Regions from separate parts of the Mus musculus genome. Here region 1 is linked to region 2. Evidence: chromatin contacts called from ENCODE Hi-C or POLR2A ChIA-PET data. All regions are on one chromosome and are shown on one strand. Each heading gives the region's core, a stretch centred on a gene start or an enhancer-like site at or near the end of the contact. The rest is flanking DNA. Distances are from core to core; before and after follow the strand shown. Region 1 overlaps Tlk2 (tousled-like kinase 2 (Arabidopsis)). Region 2 holds the start of Mettl2 (methyltransferase like 2).

What was found. Hi-C counts contacts between places; a loop is a spot of excess contacts on that map. ChIA-PET counts read pairs that join two places held with the same protein, here RNA polymerase II (POLR2A).
Region 1: a map of gastrocnemius shows a loop between it and region 2 (2.7-fold over the local background). The contact joins the enhancer-like site here to the promoter of Mettl2 in region 2. A Hi-C loop is called at or near these places in 1 of 37 maps with a recorded cell type or tissue (gastrocnemius). POLR2A ChIA-PET finds 5 or more read pairs at or near these places in 1 of 5 experiments (embryonic stem cell).

The regions. Positions count from the first base shown.
Region 1 is chr11:105,268,475-105,272,774 of GRCm38, reverse strand. Tlk2 (tousled-like kinase 2 (Arabidopsis)) reads right to left here. Exons shown (of 22, transcript NM_001112705.2): 18 at 2,980-3,149; 19 at 1,538-1,676. Among named protein-coding and RNA genes, the nearest start is that of Mrc2, 22 kb to the left of the region's middle. Within about 2 kb of position 2,428, at least 1 of the 3 ENCODE cell types and tissues checked has a DNase peak (open chromatin) inside an H3K27ac peak, as active enhancers do; it is gastrocnemius, where a contact is called at or near this core.
Region 2 is chr11:105,124,422-105,128,411 of GRCm38, reverse strand. Mettl2 (methyltransferase like 2) reads right to left here and starts at 1,987. Exons shown (of 9, transcript NM_172567.3): 1 at 1,806-1,987; 2 at 1,545-1,636. The coding sequence starts at 1,915.

The DNA of each region.
Region 1 (4,300 bases), core at 1,179-3,678, 140 kb before region 2:
CTGTTTATATTATCTAATAAGTTTTGGGGGGGGGCAAAGCATTATATGATTTTTATTTCAAATTTAATTGCTGAATTTATTTATTTATTTTTTAATAAATTGGCAAAAATAGCACCAGGTAGCAATGAGACAGGGTCTCAGGGTCTCGCTGTGTACCTGGATAACCTGGAACTCACTATTTAAACCAGGCTGGCTTTATACTCATAGAGATCTACCTGCATCTGCCTCCTAGTGCTGGGATTAAAGTATGTACTACTATATATTGCATATTCTATTAGTTTTTAATAGCTATTTTAAACATATGAGAGAGAAAGAGAGAGAAAGAGAGAGAGAGAGAGAGAGAGAGAGAGAGAGAGAGAGAGAGAGGCTGTCCACACTTTTTAAAAAGAACACGCTAACACATAACAAAGCTTAAGTGCAAGTCCTATACAATAGAGGTGCAAACCTCTTTCCCAGAGGTACCAACTCTGTTCATTTTTGTGTCACTTAGTGACAGTCACTCTAACCCACACTATCTCCCAAGTCAAGTAAACACTATAAATGTAACCTCTATTTTAAACATAGAATTTCAAGGTTTTAACTTAGAAACTTACTCTTGACTATAGGCACCACTTCCCCAAGCGTACAGAGAAACAGAAACGCAGCTCACTGTCCACCTAGCAATCAGAAGCTCAGTTAGGAGAGCAGGGCTCATTCCGCATGTTCTGAATGGCACGCCCCTTCATCTGCTTCCACTAGAGCCCCTCATTACTACAAAGAATTCTAAGCCCGGGGCTTTCTCAGCCTGGGATATAGCAGCATGCTACTTACCGCTCCTGTGCTATGAGGCTTTTTTAGGTTAAGAACCATTTAGGGCAGAATGTGGCTTTGTGTAACAACCTCAGAAGGGGATAAAAATCACAAGGTCACAATCACAAAATCACATGCCCAGGCACAGGTATGCTTTGTGACTCTCACTGTAGAAAGTACTAGTGAAAAGCCAATAGCAGGCAGGAGTGCTCACAGAACTGTGAGGCAGAGCTAGGTGGGGTCAGGTGACTGGGAGAAGGATGACACAGGGCTCAGTAGAAAGGAGTCTCAAACCCTTTAGGACATGCTAACAAACAGGAATATGAGGGAATCTATAGATTTGTTGTTTTGTTTTAGGCCTATCCTTAATTCTTGACTTAACAATTCATCATCCTAGAAACAAATCCCTCATCCTATTAACACAAGGAGAGGCTTCTACTTGAACTGTTAAGAATTCAGGGCTATTTTTTTAAGGCAACTAAACAACCCTGTTCTCTGCTGGCTTGTACAGTCAGCACTGTGTAATAAACACAGATCTCCAGGGGACAGACTATACAAGCACTCTCTCAAGGGTTTTCAAGAACAGAAAGAAAATAGAAGAAAAATTGATATAGAAAATCAAAGTACTAAAAACTCTACTTCTGTCTTAGCAGACTACATCAGGATTAATTGTTAATCACTAAGGAGTCAGTATAACAGAGCCACCTCCCCACCAGCCGATTTGGCAGACTTCCTCCCTGATACCTACCAATAAGTACCAGCTCCTTGTGACGTCAGCTCCATGCCATCCACTGAATTGTAGCTATCATCATCCATGATCTTGGAAAGACCAAAATCTGTAATTTTTATCTCTCCACATGCTGTACCATTTACTAAAAGGATATTACCTAAAAAGATAAAGACCTTTATGAATAAAATGAGACTTCTTTATTAAGAGAAAAGACACACAAGAAGGGAACAAGTGAATTCTAAATCTTTGGAATAAAACAGTCTAATTCTAACTTTGGGAGAATCCTCAGTGTCCACTGGAAATTTCTATTTTCTTAGAATTGCCTGTTTAATGTGCCAAAATCCACGCTGGGCACTGGAAACAAAAATGACCTGCCAAAGTAAAATATTACTTGTACAGTTGATTTTTTAAGAAGAAGAAGAAGAAGAAGAAGAGGAGGAGGAGGAAGAGGAGGAGGAGGAGGAGGAGGAGGAGGAGAGGAAGAGGGAGAAGAGGGAGAGGAGGGAGAAGAGGAAGAGGAAGAAGAAGAAGGAAGAAGATGAGGAGGAAGAGGAGGAAGAAGAAGAAAGAGGGAAGAGGAAGAGGCGGGGGAAGAGGAGGAAAAAAGAAAGAAAGAAAGAAAGAAAGAAAGAAAGAAAGAAAGAAAGAAAGAAAGAAAGAAAGAAAGAAAGAAAGAGAGAGAGAGGGGGGGGGGAGGGGATGGGAGGGAGGGTGGAGGGAGGGAGGGGAGGGGAGGGGAGGGGAGGGGAGGGGAGGGGAGGGGAGGAAAATATGTGGGAAAATTTCACATGAACTTTCAGTGTGCTCTCTATGCTACCAAGCTTAGAACAGCAATTTCAGGAAGGTGGGGGTAGGGGAATTATAAAGAAAACATTCTTGGGAATCAAAAATGGTGCCACAGCGCCACCTATAGCAGGAAAAGTGTAGTGACTTTTCTAGAAATAGAATGGTGAGTGGCTAAACTTAAAGGTCACAGCCAATAGCTCCACATAAAAGGAGACAGGCACACACATTTAAACAGACAAAAAGCGAGCTAACAGAAATATAAAGTAAGGGATAAAGGCTCCTTGCCTTTTCCTGATGCCTACTAAGTTAAATGATAATTTAAAAAGATAAAAACTGCTTGGGTCCTTAAGAAAATGAGGCAAGGCATATGTATACTTTATCAGGGAGACCTGAGACAAACTGCTCCATTCTGTGAGTAATGGGAAAAAGCCAAAATAGAACTTGCCAGAACAGCTGTTTCTAAATGTCATCATTAATTTTCCTGGTTCAGCACACAAGGTACTATTTCCCCACCCATCCCCCCTTTCCCAGCACCAAGCGGCCCAGGACTCTTCTTCCCACGTTACCCAGGCATCTACAGTGATAGACTGTTGGGTCTTCTTGGCTCCTGTCAAATTCTTTGACTTAATAAACTTAAAAGTCATTTAATAATATCTCCTGAAAGTTAGCCATACCTGGTTTGAGGTCATAGTGTATGATGGGAGGTTTTATTTCATTTAAGTACTTTAAAGCATTCACAATCTGCATAATAATGGATCGGGCTTCTTTCTCCGACATTAATTTGTGCTGTTTTAGGTAGAAGTCCAGGTCATTCCCTTCACAGTATTCTAATACTGTACAAAACCTGAAGGCATAAACCAGCATTTAACAGTGGAGTAAAAAGCAGATCAAACCACCTAAACCACTCTCAGCAGAGCTCAGGTCTCAGAGCTTCCATTCCTTCCTTTGTTCCTAAAACTTCTTCTATTCCTTTCTATCAGCTGCCAAAGGCTCAGAGGGCGAGACACTTGCTCTCTGGGAGATGAGCTTCTGCAATCTCCATAGTGGCATCAACTGTGCCAAAGTTCATTATGGCGCATTTCTTCTAAGAACACTGACAAGAACTGTAATGTGTGTCTAGTCACCCTCTTATAGCAGGGTCTCCTCTGCATACCCATAGCACATGTCCATTATTACACAGTGATCAATCACACAATTATCCTTGCACGTGTCCAATATAAGTGTATACACTAAGGAAGAGTCTAAGTTCTGCTCAGGTCTCAAGAACTAGTTGTATACTATGTCTGGCAGAAGACTACACAAATGTGTTCCATATGGTACGGATTCTTTTACTTATATTCATGCCAATATATCGCTCATATCCCCCATTTAAAATTGCACGTTATTGTTGGCACTACAACTAATGCATCTATCTCCCCAAGTATTAAAATTGATGTATGTTTCCTTGAGCTACTTGAATATTCCTGAGAGATATATACTTTTTAAAAAAATATTCCTGAGAGATATATACTTTTTTAAAAAATCTTTTTAGGTTATGGTTTATCAGTCAGGACTTAACCAAGAAATAAAAAACACTTGAATATTGAAGACAGAGGCTTTGATTTACAAGCTGAAGATCTAAGAAGACAAACTGTCCAGTAAGGCACCCTTGTGACTAGTTACAGCAGGAAACTGTTAGCACCCTAAAGCCAGAGGGTCAGAGGAAGAAGGTGGTGCTATTCGAAGTCAGGTCACCAGGGAAACTAGAGCTATGTGCTTACTCACTGGTTGAACCCAGATGAGCGCCCACTGACAGCTTACCAGAGATGCCCCCCAATGCAGTAGAAGGAAAGGAAGTAGTAAACAGCTATAAGCTGAACTTCAAGCCACACTGCAACTGACTACAAACACACACTTGCAGAATCTCAGGACTGAACAATAAACTATAGTTTTTATGACACCTAAAATGCATGGTAATGCTCTGAGAGCCTATCTGAAATGCCCATTCTTATCTGA
Region 2 (3,990 bases), core at 738-3,237:
AAAGACCTAATTCTTCTTGGTTTCAAGGTTCTACTCGTCAGGGACAGACAGGTTCTTTGGTGTGTGTGGTAATTATTTTCCCTTGTAAGTTTTTTTTTTTTTTTTTTTTTTTTTTTAAATTTACAAGCTAAATGTCCCAGGTTCTTTGGACGTTTGTATACATTCAGTGACTGTCATCCACGAAGCTTTTCAGAAGGCATGTTCCTGCTTCTTTAGAATGCAGGGGCCAGGCACAAAGTCAAGATTGCTAATGAATACTAAAATAAATAACCAGAAAACACACAAAACTAGACAATGGGAAACTGCCTTCCAGAAGCAAGAAGAGTTTTGATTAATCAGGAGACTGATAGGGGCTCTTTTTCTGCTCGTTGTCAACACAAGAGACCTGGACTAGAATTGATGAAAGAATAAAAACCTGAGAAATTGGAATCCACCACTGACTGCTTACCTCTAGGCAAAGCACTTAAGGCCCCGTGGTCCAAGTTTAATCGTTTTGGAGACTAGATCACCCTATGCTGCCCAGGATGGCCTCCAATTCAGTGATCCTTCTGCCTCAGCCTCCCACGGAGCTGAGTCTACAGGAATACACCACTGCACTTGGCTAACTGGTCCTTTAACTGCGAAAAGAGGATACTGGGCTACATGATTTTCAAAATCCCTCTCAACTCTACGAAGCTTTATCTAGTCTTATCTACCTAACAATGCAGGCAGGGTGCCTACTTTGCAACTGGAATATATACATATACTTATTTTTGAGACAAGCTCTCATGCAGCCCAGGCAGGAGTGGAACTCTACGTAGCAAGGATGCTCTTGACCCCACTCAACCTCTTGTCTCTGCCTCCCAAGAGATTACACCCCTACATCTTAGGAGGTACGTGCCTGGCCAGTGACCTCGGTACTATAGAGAAACTATCAGTGCTTATTATCATAACCGATGAGCCATCTCTCCAACCCCCTGATGCCTATTACCTTAAAGTTCCAGGTTTACTTTCAAACGCCTCCTAGAAACAGGGACAACCAGTTCTAGTATTTTATAAAGGAATTATTCTTGTCTTCGGAAATGACCTCTTTCGCTTTGAGCAGACTCGTCTCTCCACTCTGCTGCACGCATCTTTCTTTGGTAGAAGTCCCACATCTCCAAACCCAACACCTCAAGAAAAGATGTTATGATCTAATCCTCTCCTCCCACAGTACGTTAGGATCCGACCACATCAATCTAGCTCTGATGGAAACGTCCCAGCAGAAGGTAAACTGTAGAAGCTACCCTAAGATGACTGAACGACTTTACGGTTGCCACAGGCCAGCCACATCAACGCGACACTCGTAGAACTAGAGAGTTCAACAACAACAACAACAAAGTCCAACCCCAATGGCTTCAAGACTTTGTTAGAAGACAGCCCCTTTGCCTCCTAACCCGTCCCCTCCCCGACCCGTTCTGGGCCGGAGTTCTCCATCAGGTCAGTGATAAAACGATCCCGGTGCCCCCATTTTTCTTGCCGTCTGGAGGAGGCGCGTCCCACACTGCGGGCACAACGGAGCGCACCTTGCTTCTCCGGGCACACCAGCGGGGAGCTGTTCTCCTGCACTTTCCTCTCCGCCGCCGCGGCCTGCTCCTCGGACCACTTCACGTTGTCCCTGTGAAAACCAAACGGGCAGCTTCAGGCCCACCGGTCCCGGACCCGGGAACGTCGGTCCTCGGGAGGCGAACGCTTCAGCTACCGCCGCGGGAGGAGGGCCAGCGGGCAGGGCTTTTCTCCAAGTGCTCCGGGCTGGCGAAGAGCCGGGCGAGATGCAGGGCAGTTACCAGGCATTGTGATGGAAGACGCGCGCCGGGTCGCTCAGGAACCGGTGCCCGAACTGCGGTCTCTTCCCGTCCTCGGTCTCCGGCACGCCTTCAGGGAAGGAGGCCGCCATGACACCGGAGACGGAAACGCCTTCTCTTCCCGAAGGCGAGGACTTCCTGTGGGCCACGCCCCTTCCGGAAGTAGCGTCACTGGGAGGGAAGATGGAGGGCGGGGCGGGGCGGGGCGGGGCGGGGCGGGGCGGGGCGGGGCGGGTTCCAAGTGATTGGGAAGCTCAGCGGAGGCGAGTCCGAAAGGAGTCATTTCTCCCTGGAGATGCACAAGGGCGTGCAGCACGGGGAGGAAGTAGGAGGCTATTCCCTCGAGTACGGTTCCGTGCAGGTCCCAAGATTCCCCCCAGGAAAAGCTTTGACTAGCCGACTGTGATGAGACGTGGTCACCAGACCACAGTCCGCGGGGAGGCAGCGCGTGGGTTTTGAGAGCATGAAGCTTCCGTGTTAAATGACATAACCGACCACACCTCCTTGAAAAGCCAGGCTTAATTGGCACAATAAAAATTGTAATTCGTTCATGCATAGAGCTTGTAATATGTATTCAATTTATTTAAATGTATACATTGTACACTTATATACTATACATATATGTATAAATATTTTAAAACTAATAGTAGGTCACTGGTATATAATTTATAATTGCACATTTTTAGCCTTATATTTTCTATTTAAATAAATTTCCCCTTTATGTGTACGCATGGTTGTGCACCACGTGCATGCAATGCTCATGGAGGCCAGAAGAGGGCACCAGATCTCCTCGAACTGGAGTTACAGATGCTTGTGAACCAACATATGGGTACCAGGGATCAAAATATGGGTCTCCTAGAAGAGTAGCCAGTGCCCTTAATTATAGGGCTCTCCAGGCTCTATAATTTCTTTAGGCTTGGTGGCAGGCAGCTTACTTGCTGTGCCATTTTACCAGCCAGAGTTATTGTTGTTGTTGTTATTATTGTTGTTGTTTTTGTTATTATTTTGATACATTTTGAAGGACTATGTAATTCTGGCTGGCCTCCAGCTCTCTATGCAGATTAAACTGGCCTCAAACTCAGAGATGTGCCTGTCTCTGCCTCTCAAGTACCGGGATTAAAGGCATTCACCATCACATCCAGCTATATGTATTTTTTTTTTTTAATATCATGCTCTTTAAAAGCTGTTAGTGTTCACATTCAACAATCCCATTATATAATTTTTGTGTGTGCAGAAAGCTCATTGTCCTTTTACTTGAAGTTCCAACATTATTTTTAATAAGTGAGCCATTTGAAATATATGGCTGCTTCTCTTTCTCTCTCCTCTCCTCCCTCCCTTCTTCCCCCCCCCCGTGTGTGTTTTAATTATTATTTTCTTTTTAAATATAGAATTCCTCTATATAGCTCTGACTATCTCATAACTCTCTTTGTAGACCAGGAAGGTTTCAACTTCAGAGATCTGCCTGCCTCTGGCTTCTGGGTACTGGGATCAAAGATGTGTGCTGCCTCCACACCTGGCTAGGTTTTTATTTTTGAGATTATGACATTACATCACTCCTCCTCAACCCTCCCATATTCCCCTCCTTACTCTTTCAAATGCATGGCTTCTGAAAATGGATGAGTGTGTCACTGTGTACCCTTATCTGGCTTCAAACTCTGGACCCTCCTGTCACGTCTAACTTTGCCAGTGCTGGAATTACAACATGCATTTCCAAATGTTTAACTATTCTAAACTTGAGCTTTTGTTTTTAGACCATTTTCTTTTTTGTGTCTATTTACATCAGTGTATTTCAGTGTATCTATTTACTTCAGTGTATTGTATCATTTACTGAAAATGGTGTGTGTGCTTGGTTTTCTTTTTTAAATTTATTTATTTCTATTTTATGTCCATTGGTAATTTAACTTCATGCATTTCTGTGTGAAGGTATCAGATCCCCTAGAACAGGAGTTACACACAGTTGTGAGCTGCCACGTGGGTGCTAAGACTTGACCCCTGGTGCTCTGGAAAAGCAGATGGTGTTCTTAACCGCTGAGTCACCTCTCCATTTTCTTTAAAAAATTATTTGTGTGTGTGTGTGTGTTCAGAGGAATATCAGATCTCCTGGAGCTGGAGTTACAGGTAGTTGTGAGCTGCCTGATGTAGGTGCTGGGAACTGAATTCACGTCCT